Regions from separate parts of the Mus musculus genome. Here regions 2 and 3 are each linked to region 1. A link is a loop called in an ENCODE intact Hi-C map of the cell type or tissue named here. Cell type or tissue: left cerebral cortex. All regions are shown on one strand.

The links. Hi-C counts contacts between places; a loop is a spot of excess contacts. Peaks named below come from ENCODE experiments on the same cell type or tissue, not always from the same donor. Only the 100,000 strongest peaks of a DNase experiment are listed, where the experiment ranks them.
Region 2: it touches region 1 in a loop (2.8-fold over the local background); 2 of 42 quality-filtered maps call a loop at or near these places.
Region 3: it touches region 1 in a loop (5-fold over the local background); 13 of 42 quality-filtered maps call a loop at or near these places.

What each region holds. Positions count from the first base shown.
Region 1 is chr14:62,936,055-62,940,054 of GRCm38, forward strand. The region is part of intron 6 of Wdfy2 (WD repeat and FYVE domain containing 2); the gene reads left to right. Among named protein-coding and RNA genes, the nearest start is that of Defb48, 46 kb to the right of the region's middle. In left cerebral cortex, CTCF peaks have their summits at 1,929 (motif pointing left), 3,583 (motif pointing left) and 3,881; a DNase peak (open chromatin) is centred at 1,906.
Region 2 is chr14:62,637,252-62,641,251 of GRCm38, forward strand. All of the region lies in intron 1 of Gm52153 (a long non-coding RNA gene), which reads left to right. Among named protein-coding and RNA genes, the nearest start is that of Gm23816, 4.2 kb to the left of the region's middle. In left cerebral cortex, a CTCF peak has its summit at 2,062 (motif pointing right); DNase peaks (open chromatin) are centred at 624, 1,009, 2,085 and 3,781; H3K27ac peaks cover 1,401 bases.
Region 3 is chr14:62,759,611-62,763,610 of GRCm38, forward strand. It overlaps Ints6 (integrator complex subunit 6), which reads right to left and starts at 1,502. Exons shown (of 19, transcript NM_008715.2): 1 at 938-1,502; 2 at 556-633. The coding sequence starts at 1,048. It overlaps 4931440J10Rik (RIKEN cDNA 4931440J10 gene), which reads left to right and starts at 891. Exons shown (of 7, transcript NR_045503.1): 1 at 891-976. In left cerebral cortex, a CTCF peak has its summit at 1,947; DNase peaks (open chromatin) are centred at 295, 523, 1,048, 1,643 and 2 more places; H3K4me3 peaks cover 2,706 bases; H3K27ac peaks cover 2,695 bases.

The DNA of each region.
Region 1 (4,000 bases):
CACTTTCCATTGCAAAAGGACTGTTGCACACCCACGGCAGCAGCAGTTCTTACAGGAATGCCATGCCCCCGGCTCCTCCAGAGGTGTCAGCTCCCATTTGCCTTCCAGCCCTTTACCTCTGGTTTGTATCTGTTACCTCATTTGAGGTGCTTTCCCTGAGGTGACCCACGGTCTGCTGGGATGTGTTTAAAACTTTGTCGTGCTTAAAGTTTGACAGCATCTTCCATGGTGGCCGCTTGTCTCTGCCGTTGCTGCCTTCATTCATGTCGTTGGATAGCACACTCTGCCTCCATGCTTGCCTTCTGCCTCTGGCTGTTCTCAGAATCCCTAAGTCTGCCTCAGTTCCCCTTCTCCTGACCCTTTGCTCTGTGGAGTTGATCTCAATGAATGCTCTTGGTCAGAAAGAGAAGCATCGTTGTCCTCAAATCTCTCGCAGTCCGGAGGGAGAGAGACAGGCTGAGCTGCAATGCTGCTGCTGACAGAGGATGGGAAGGAGCACCAGGGCTCCATCCGGGGGAGCTGGTGCTTGACCGGAAATCCTTGGGAATGAGTGAGAGCTGGATTCTTAGGGAAGGAGCAAGAGGGTGCCCAGAAGAACACTGGCACAACCAGGGCACAGAGATCAAAGAGCCTTTGCTGAGTGCTGGCACTGCTGCTCACCCCTCTGAGGACACACCTGTCTGTCTGAAGGAAGACTGGACCCAGTTGTGGCAAGGTAGCCAGTAAGAAAGCCATAGTCACTTTAGATCCTAAGGCTTATCCTGGACTTACTTAGCTGTCCTTGAAAAAACAATGAGTTTGAAGCCAAGAAACAGTCATCCAATCCCCAGGAGCGGGAGTTGCAACATCCTGGTCTTTAAAAGCAGCTTACACTCTTAGCTGCTCCATCTCCCCAGCTCCAGAAACCATGTCTTAAAATGGGCTTTTCCTGTAGGGGAGGGGAATAGATAGATTGCAGATAAAATGTAGGATGTTGAAAAATCATCGCAGTGGGGACTATGAGTGTACCTCAGTGGGTAGGGTATTTGCCTAGTGTCGGTGAGGCCTGGAGCAGGGGGTTGCAGGAAGGATATGCCTGGTAACTAGCCAGATTTGATTTAGGCAGAATTGGCCTCTGTAGAAGCCACTTGGGTCCCCTGAGTTCTTATTGCTGAGTCCACGGGGTGAGCAGCTGTTTCTAACCACCATGGTTTTGGCTAGATATGGCCGAGAGTTGTGTTTTATGCATGCTTGCTCTTATGTGCTACTTGGGTATTGGGTCTTCACCTTTCTCGTAGTTTGAAGCAGTCTCATCTCATTTTTATCATGAAGTATCTTTGAGGCAGATAGCATGGCTCAGGAAGGTTGTTATCTCACGTGAGAGCAAATGTAGCAGTCAAGGTGCTTCGTACAGAAGGGAGCTGCACCAGTTGGCACAGCACAGCTACCTTGAAGGCTCAGTTTACAGGGTTAAGCTCTTCCTGTGTAGGGGCCTCCTCTTCTGTGCCTGTGCAGTCCCAGATTTGGCCAGATACCAATCCTAGAAGAGGCTTTTAAATAACGATCAAACAGAGACCAAAGTAAGATCCATTAGGGTAAGGAGGTGTCTCTTCCATCCGTGTCTCAGGAGGTCCTCGGTGTCTGTAGATGGGGCCATTGTCATTCACCCCAACATTCTTCTTCGTGCGGAGCCATGGCCATTTGCTCCATGGTTTTCTTTTCTTTCAGGGCAGCCCTGAGCATTGTTCCCATTGTTCTCCTTCATGGGGAGCCCTGGCCTTGGATCTGTTGTTCTGACTGATGAGGAGCGCTGGCCATTGGCTCCGTGTGTTCTCTACTGGGGTAGAAAGTCAACTGGGAATGTGGACTGGGGCACGATCAGCCCACCTCTACAGCAATATCAGTGGAGATCTGGGGAAGGAATTTTGTGTTCTTAGCCCCCTCTGCTGGTTTTGTTTTGTTTTTCCTGGAGCTAAAAGTCAAATATCAGGATTCTTTTTTAAAGTAGTTTCTTGATACACACTTCTACTAAAAACCTCTAAATTTGAGCTGAACAAATCGGTAAATCCTATTTTGACCACTGTAAGTTTGACCATCAGCAACATCTTCTTTATTTGTGTAATTTAGCTTTGTAAGGTAAGGTCTTACTGTACAGCTCAGGCTAGTCTCAAACTCATAGCAATGCTCTTGCCTCTGCCTCCCAAGTGTGCTGGAATTACTGGTGTGAACCACCACGCCCAATCCAAGAAGTGCTCTGATGAACATGGACAAATGAGAAACAGGAGGGTTTGAATTTAATCCATCAAAGCCTTCTGGTCACAGGTTCAGTCCTATTTACTCACTGTTAAGGAGAATCCAAAGGAATAGTGTTGACTACAATAAAAGCAACTGAGCAAGCCAAGAAATTCCTATGTGAATGTGTGTCTTCAAACTGTTACATTGAGAACTTTAGCTTTAGCTAAATGGGCACTTGCACCCATCTTTCTGTGAGGTCTGACTCTGTGTGTAGATTGCCCCTGAGCTGACCAGCATCAGCTTGCTCTCTGAGGTCAGTAAAAGAAGTGTAATCCTTACCTTTACTCCCCTTCAGACCAACCTGGAATCCCATCAGACAAACAGTTGCGGATAATTCATCAAGATTATGTGGGCGGAAGTGCCGTGAAGCCCTGATACAGCCCATGGGCTGCTTGCAAGCAGTAAGGGAGCCTCTTTAGTGCAGTCGGAGAGAAGCTTGCAGGGCAGTGGAGTTAATGGCACCTAAAGGAGTGGAGGTGGATCGGGTCTTAACCACTGGAGATGGCTCAGCAGTTAAGAGCGCTGACTGCTCTTCCAGAGGACCCAGGTTCAATCCCCAGCCATCTGTAACTCTACTTCCAAGAGATCCAATGCCCTCTTCTGGGCTTTATAGGCATCAGGCATGCACATGGTGTATATGCAGACAAAACACCCACACATACATTTAATAAATTTAAACAGGAAGAGAGGGGCCCCTAGAAGGGGAGTTCACAAGTTCTCCTCAATTCAGCCTGGAGTGTAATGTACTGACTTTGATGAATTTTTTTTTTTTTAATTTAAGAAGCACTGTGGTCTGAGTACTGGCTCAGGCCCTCTGTAAGCTAATTATTAGCCTGCCCAACTTACTGTGAGGAAGTTACCTGTCACGCTTTGGCAAAGGCAGACCCAGCAGCTTCTAACTCTGAGTTCAGTTTTGCAAGGCTTTTGTATATGTCTCAAAAATATTACCAAAACAAGCATTTTGGTAACAGGTATCAGGTTTCTAAAACCATTTAGCCTCTGGCCCAGTTCTACATTTGCCATTCTTGTCTATGAAACAATAAAAATGTGGAGCAAGGGGTGGCATTACATAGCTACCCAGGAGGCTACAGCAGGGGAGTTACTTAGCCAGAGCTGGAGGCCAGCATGAGCCCTGTTGTTAAAAAAAAATAATAATAATAGTAAAGAAAGGCCAGAGAGATGTCTACACAGCAGCTAAGCCTGCTGCTCTCGAAGAGGACTAGAGCTGGAATCTCAGCACTCGCAGTAAGAGGCCTATGACACCTGTAACTTCATCTTCAGGAATCTGGCACCCCCTTGTGGCCCCCACAGGCACCTGCATGAAGGTACTCACGTACATTGTAAAAGATGAAAAAAATGAAAAAATATGGATAGCTATTAAAATGCTTATTTTAGCAAATTTATAATATTCAGTTTAATATAAACAAATGTAAATATTCAGATAGCATTTAGGTAAATCCAGTAAGTAAGCAATAATGCAACATGCATGCATGGTATAGGATATGACTCCACCAGTAACAATTATATTCATAAAACATGTGTAACATGGGCTGGAGAGATGGCTCAGGGGTTAAGAGCACTGACTGCTCTTCCAAGGCCCTGAGTTCAATTCCCAGCAACCACGTGGTGGCTCAAAACCATCAGTAAGGGGTTCTGATGCCCTCTTCTGGTGTATCTGAAGACAGCTACAGTGTACTTATATAAATAAAAATAAATCTTTTTAAAA
Region 2 (4,000 bases), 300 kb before region 1:
GATAGATAGATAGACTCTAATCTATTTTAAAGCTTCCAAAAAGTAGAGAGTGAACAAAAGTAATCAATAACAGTCAAAAAATTGTCAAAGTGCCCTTGGGCAAACTAAAAGTGTTCACACCCTTTTGCTCTTCCCCAGTTACCATTTGCTAGTGTGTCACTGTGAGGATTTGTTTCCAGCACTGGGCTCTGCCTATGCTGTGTTCAGCATAGGTATTGTGTTCCATCCGAATCCTCTGAGAAGACAGAAATCCTGCTCTTCCTCATCTCTGCTGCTTTTCTTTTCCCATCGTTGCAGAGCCTTACCTCACAAGGTCTTCCTCTCCTCACTGGCACTACCACTGCTCTCAAGTACATCAGCACGCTTCCTTTGGCTCCCCCACCCCACCCCACCCCACCCCTGCATATACTCCAAGCAAAGGAAGCAATAAAGTCTGAGAGGACCCAGATCCCATATTCTCTCCAGGGAGAAATGTCTCACTGATAGTTCCCTCAGAATTCACACATCTCAGAGTTAATCTCTCCTTCCCATCTGCCTACCTCATCCTTCCTTCCAGCTTCCCCCATGCCTGTCACAGGCTGCTGGAAGCATACATCTTTTCTGCTAGTTAATGAATTCCTTAGGAATCCTACATTGCATCTCACTCCTGTTAGGAGCTCTAAAAATGTACTACACTGAGCTGCTTTGCCTTGAAAACGTTACAGGAGAAGCAGATGCACACATTTCCATGACATGAGAAAGTTAGGGAGCCTGGGACCGCTACCACATTTCCATTTAAACAGTGTGGCAGTTTCTGGGAGGGATTTGAGCTCTGGAGGACTACACTTGACAAATCCATAAATTCAGGCTTGCTACTTCAGCTGTTGGCAGCTATTAAATTTTCATTCTGTCCTGTGTGCCTCCAGTTGCCAGAGCACCGTCTCCAGATGAATTCCCTGGGCATCCGGGTTCATTTGTTTAGGTCATTGCTGATTTAAGGAAAGTGAGTGGGGCTGAAGCAGCTTTTCACAGCTGTGAGTCACAGCTGTGGCTCCCTGGGGTGCCGAAATAACAGTGCTGTGTGCTAATCCAATCTGTGCGTTTCCTGGGGCTGTCATTACTGCAAAATGAGGTAAACTCGGTGGCTTAAATGCTCTAAGGAAGCTGTAGTGCATGCAGCTGGAAATGAGGCAAAAGCATCTCGAGACAGTAATGATGAGTTACGATCAGAAAGGAAGACATCCCCAGCAGCCGAAGGAGTGTATCATAATCACTGTGGATGCTACCACAAACAGACTGTATACGCGTGTATACTGTGTGCTCATATTCATATATGCATAGATAAAATATAATACATGCTACAGCCACTAAAGACATACCACACACACACTCATACACTCACACTGCATATATGTATACAAAATACATGCTCTTGTCATAATATTTACTCTCTAGATACAAATATGTGTACCTTAGTCCCTACATATACTAATAAAAATTCTATACATATACATGTATTCATATGTATATACAGACTATAAATAATTAATACGACCATTAACATATCTCCTCCCTGATATTCCGCAGTCTATCACCAAATGATACTTCAGTACCTCAAGTGTCACAATGGGCCCACATCAAGTTCATGCACAGACCTTTTTCTTGATAGCCTACCCAACAGTGATGAGAAACAGGTTCTTATGACACCATCAAATGTGACAAATCACAGTGACACTCATTGTGGGTGTATTTATAACAAGCTCTCTTTGATATAGCAATGTGTCTACTGAAGCCCTAATTAATGCCCAGAACCTCAGAATATAACCTCATGGGCAGAGAAAGCTTTTAGAGAGCTAAAGACCCTAAAAACAGGGCATTAGGAGAGGCAAGTCCAATATGACCGCTGTCTTACTAGAAGAGACTGGGCATTTGCTGAGAAACGACCATATGACATAGGGAAAAGACATCATTTGCCAGCTAAACAAAGTACACTGAGAACACACGCCCTGCCAACACTGCAGTCCAGCCTCCAGGCTGGGATTCCAGCCTCCAGAAGAGGGAGATATGTTCCTGCTGTTTGAGCCACCACTCTGCAATGCTGTTAGACGGCTACAGGGGGTTTCCTGCCCACAACACCGAAACTATAAAGTTGAGGGCAATGAGGTTTTCAGTCTTCAAAAATTGTAAAAAAGACAAAAATCAGAGACCAGAACAAGGTCTGACCCCGTCCTTGATGGGCCACATGACCTGGCCTCAACTACTGAGCCTCAAGGACCTCATTCGCTTCAGAGAAGTAGGAGTGCCTTCTGGTAGGGTTGCTATGGAAATAAAACTGAATCGTGTACAGAAAAAAAAAAGTGTCTAACAAAGTAGCCAGCATGTAGCAGATATGCTTTTTAAAAAATAAGAAATCAGTCAGGCCAAACCCCGACACTTAGAAGGCAGAGGCGGGAGAATCTTGAGTTTGAAGACTGCCCGAGCCTTTTTGTCTCAAAACAATCAGAAGACATGGGGATGTGTGGGCCAACAAGCAGCACAACTCTAGGCTCAGGGTGCATGTCACCAGTGGCAGGAACTGGCGTTAGCATGCCACCAGTGGCAGAAACTGACTTTAGCATGTCACCAGTGCAGGTAGTGGCTTTAGCATGCCACCAATGGCAGGTACTGGCTTTAGCATGTCACCAATGTTGAGTACTGGCTTTTGGTCAGCATCAAAACTTTCTGAAATAAACAACTGATAGAGAGTAAGTGTTTCTTTGGTCCATTTGGTTCCTTTAGGAGGCTCCAGCCTGTGCTCTGCTGGGGGATGGGGTGGGAAAGGGGAGAATCCTTCATCACCTTCAGGCCTCCCATAAGAGTGCAGGGTGGCAGTAACAGCAGCCACATTGTAGAGCAAGCATCTCCCCTCATGGCTAGGAAGCTAAAGAGCAGGAAAGAGGGGACAAGAGACCACGGTCTCTTTAGGGGCACACCCTAATGACCTACATACCTCTTAGAGAGCCCCATCTCCTAAAAATTATACCACCTACTGGTAGCATCACTCTGGATGTCTAGGTGGCATTCAAGACCCAAATGTTACCAAAAGTTATGAAAATTGGCAGAGGCTATTGATGTTGTCTCCCCTGAACCTCCCAGCAATGGTAGACCTTTGTTCCCTTAGTCTTATAGGTAAGCAACTGGGAGGTTCATAGAAGTCAGGAAAAAGGTAGCTCCAGCCCTCTCAGCCAGTAAGAGAGACCAGTCCTGTCTCTTGTCCCAAGGCCTGGCCCCAAGGCTCGTGTACTTAACCTTGGCAGCACACTGTGTCCTGAGCCAACAAGAGCTCCTGCCAGCAACACTGCAGGGGATGCTCTGCAGCAGCAGTTGGATTGACAGCTTGGCCTTTTTGAAGAAGTGTGACTGACAATCCCAGCATCTTTGGATGAGGCTCTTCAACCGCAAATAAAAATGGCACCACTCGTCTTTCCTCCAGAAGGGCATGTCTGCTGGGGTCACCCTTGGGAGTGCAGGTGCATTTTTGAGCTTGGCAGAGATGATTGGCTGACCTGGAGAATCACCGAGAAAACCGCAGCTGTCTCACCTTGCTCTGAGGCAGGGGAACACAGCCACATCTCAGAGATGACAAGAAAAAGGCAACGGAGGTGTAGACTGCTGGGAGACATCCCTTCACCATCTAGCGCTTGATTGTGTGCTAGTCAAAACAGTTTTGTTCTATTTTTAAACACTGTTGAAATGAAGACTAAATTAATGTGGACTCAGATTTGAATGGGAAGAAAGGCACCAAAATCCATAATAAACTGACAGGCCGATTAATGTATCTGAACAGAGGAAGGAAACCATAGAAACAGACTGGAGATCATGTGGACTTCATTCATAGCATGGAGAAAGCAACTAAAATCTTCATGCAGAAATTAATTAGCTGTATAAGGCACCCAGAATGTGAGATGCTCTAGCGCTCTTCTACATCCCAAGGAAGAGGAAGTCATTGCCTCCTAACGAACAAGAATTTTTAGAATTCATG
Region 3 (4,000 bases), 180 kb before region 1:
TTCACTGGGAAATTTGCTAACATAACATCCTCCAAATTGTGTGCAAGGGACGGGTGTTGCGACGGTGCTAGTGGGAGGCAGATGGCAGCAGGACTTCTTAAGTTGACCACAGCTGTCCCACCGATCGGTGGCCTTCCTAGTTCCACTCTGTGATGACCAAGTCTCGAAGCCCCCCTCCAGGCTTCCCTGCCAGCTTTGGCTGATTCCCTTTTAATGCAAACCCGGGCTAGGCAAGGCTGGGCCCCGCTGTCACTCGGGCTAACTTGAATAAATATCCCCCACAGTTCATTGCTGCCGCTCACGCCGCGGAGGGGAAATGTCGGCCATGTTGATCGTAGCGCCTCCGCCGCCAGGCCGAGCAGGACCCGGAGGGGACGGCGGTGGGCCAGAAACTGCCACCTCGCTGACGCTCCCGGGCTGGGGAGGGGTGGGAGGCCGCGGGGAAGGGACCTGGAGGCGGGAGCGGCCGTGGGGGAGGGGAGCATAATGAAGAGGGGGCGGGGAGGGCGAGCTAGGCAGGATCAGGGAAGGGAGGGGGAGGGCGAGGGCTGTTACCTTGATAGCATAGGGCGGCTCTTCGAAAGTGACCAGCATATACCTGTCTCCTCTGCTGGCAGGGTCCCGGGCACGGAGCTGCGGGCCAGGGTGGGGACGGGCGGGAGAGAGGGAAACACAGAGGCGAGGTTACCAGTCGCAGAAGGGTCGCTGGCCGCCCCCACAGTACCGCACACGCAGGGCCGTCCCTCCGCCGCCCCCCGCACCCACAGCAGCCCCACATGGGCCAGGCCCAGCAGAGCCCGCTCCCAGCGCCCGCCCGCCCGCGCGGTGGGGGAGGGGTCCCCGCGCCCGCGGAGCCCGCAGTAAACCCGCTGCCCCCCGCCCTGCCCCCCGCGGGCCACCGGGTCCGGGTCACCACCGGGGCTGGGTTAGTCGGTACCTTCATGAAGGTCTCTACCGCGCCTTTGGCCGTGTCCAGGTAGGTGGTGCCCAGATGGCTGCGCTGGTTCATAGAGGCAGACGTGTCTATCAGGAACAGTAAGATGGGCATAGTGCTGGCCGGGGACACCGGGGCCCGAGGTGGTGAAGAGATGGCAGAGGTGGAAGCACCGGCGGCGGCGGCGGCAACCGCCGATACGCGGGGCGGGGAACGCGGCCCCCGGGAGGAAAACACCAGCTATGGGGAGTTTCTCCCCCGATAGTTGAGAGGAAACTCCCCAGCCCAGGTCCTCCCGGCCGTACCCCCGCCTCCGGCCTGCCTGCCCGCTGGGGCGGCCGCGCGGCCGTCTGTCCGTCCGTCCCCCCCGGCCTGGGGGTCCCGTCCCCACTCCCGGACCCTGTGTGTGTCCCCGCGGGAGACGGGCCCAGTTCCCCACCCCACCCCCAGTGCAGGGAGTGGGGACCAGGGATCTGGCGAAGAGGGGAGTGGGCTGAGGGGAGATTGGCCCTGGGGCTGTTGAGAGAAGTTTGAGAGACTCCCTCCGCACCCCAGCGGTGTCACCACTTTCTCAGCCCCTCTCGCTACTGAAGCGCTTTTCTCTCTCACACTCCGGTTTTAACTCGGGCAGGGGCTACGTAGGCTCCGCCCCTGACACGTACTCGGGTCATGTGATCCACAGGCCCACTGCCCTATTGGCTGGTCCTTACAGCCTCATTAGCATATTCAAACAGCTCAGGGGCGGGGGAAGCCTGCAGGCCGACCGAGAGGACAGTTATTGAGCACGCGCGGAGGCGGGGCAGCGGGTGCACGCTAGAGCCAGCGCGCAAGGGGCGGCGGGCGGCCCGAAGCCCGCAGCCGGGAGGCGGGCTTCGGGAAGGGGCGGGGACAGGCCGCGGAAGCACCGCGGGTTGGGGCGGGGACTGCGTCGGCGCGCGGAGGGCGGGCAGCGGCCCTAGGCGTGTGTGTCAAGGCGGCCGGCCTTTTGGCTGTGCGCGGTGACAGGGTCGGGAGAAGGGAAGTGGAAGCCGCCCCCAACCTGTGGGTGAGGGCCCTGCGTCGCGATTTGAGAACGCAGGGCCAAGAAGGGTGAACGGACGAAGAATACGGGAGCGCGCAGGCCCACGCGGCTGCAGCAGGCCGGGCCTTGGGGCGGCCCGGAGGGGGCGGGGGAGGGGAAGTGAGAGGTTGTTTATGACCTGGTATTAATCCCCGCCGGTCTTTCGGCTCCGGCTCTAGCCGGTCAGAGGATCCACCGAAAAGGAAGCCAGCCCTGGAGTGCCTCACCCAACCCTGCAAACCCGAAGCGGAACTCAGATGTGGACTAGTAAAGCAACTGTCCTCTCCAACCTAGTTCTCTCTTCAAATCGTGTTAAGGCACTAGACTAGATTAAGAAATGAAAGGGGGGCCTTCCAAATCCTAATCCACTGCCCTCGTTTTAAAAGTGAAAAGGGATGACCACGTTGCGCAGGTGACCCAGAGAATAGATAGGTTCCTGGGAAACCCGCCTCTCAAGTCTTTGCCAGTGTTGTGTCGGAAAACATTCTCAACCCCTGTCATATTAAGTCTTCAGTCTGCACCTGCAAGTCCGGAGAATTGTTCTCAAATGTAGTTGGGAAACTGCAAGACCCGCTGCCTGAAATATGAGTTGAATTCGGAACATTGAGGCCTTTTAAGAGTCGGTATTTGTAGGGCTTCTCCCACTGGCCCTGCATTTCCGGATTTTCTCTGCTGAAATTCTGGCCTGCTGGGCATCTGTAGTGACATGCTTGTGGCGCTTTTTTAAAATCAGGCTTTGTTGTTTGGGCTTTTCCTAATATTTCAAAAACAAAAGCCTCAGAACGTTGTTTAACTTATTATCAGTAAATAGTAGCATACTGTTCTATGGGAATAAACCATAGTACAGGCATGAGTTTATTAGAGAGTAAGACTATTAACTGATTAAATAACAACCAGGATGTGCTGCAGGCTAGTTATGCCTGGGGCTGGTAGAAATTAATATATGAATTGTGGTCCCTGTCTTCAAAGAGTTTGCAGTATTCGAAGAAAATATAAAAACGTTGAAAATCAGAAAATGATTATTGTAATTCGGGAAGAAAAAAACAATCCCTTAAATGGAGGGTGATAGGAATAGTTTCCAAGGTTTGTGTTTGTTGCTTAAGACTTCAGATCTCAAGAAGATCCTAATAAGAGATCAGTGACAATACAGAGTTGTTTTTGCAGCTCTGACATTTTTCTTTCCGTGTTAGTGCATAATTTTCAGAGAATTCGTCTCCCTTCTGGCCATGGCCTCTCAAATGTGTGTGAGTCCTGCCTGTCTGAAAACAGGCCATAATAATGTCTACTTCCTGTGTATTGTGGAATAGTATGAGCCCAATATGAGTTAAAGAAGCAACAGCAGCTGCTAGTGAAAAGAAAAAAGAGAAGAGAAAAATCAGGGCACTAAAAATGTGAAGAAAGCTTTGCTGATAGTCACAGCTAGGCAGAGGTACCAGCCAGCAAGGTTATCAGGCCCAGATAGCAGAATGCCTTTAGTCCAGAGAAAGAAATTTCCTCCTCCATATTAGGTTAGTTCTGATGGCGAGGAGGGAGGCTAAACCAAAACCATGTTTGAAGGAAATCAGATGAGTCTGATGATATAACATACTCCCATAATTAATATATCTTTTACAGTTATTTGAGATCATTTTCCAATTAAACCATGGCAGTTATTCCCTGAATCAGTGGTGTTGGCAGGTTGTCATCTAGGGTTGTTATGGACATGTGTGGTGAAGTTGCAGGTTAAATGCAAAGATCAGGAGAGACAAATCTTGAGAACTCACCTGGAGCAAATAACCAGAACCCATGCTTGTGATAGCACTGAAGACCAAAGATCAGATTTTCAGCCAGAAAGCTCAGAAGTTCTATATGACAAGGCCATTAAGTTGAACAGGAAATAGGATATATATGTCTATGTCTGTATATGTATTTATACAGCAGATACAAGTCAGAAACCAGGAGACATTGACAATCAGCCCTAGACAGAAATGGGCTACACTTACTCTGAAGTGACTGGTTTGCTTGGT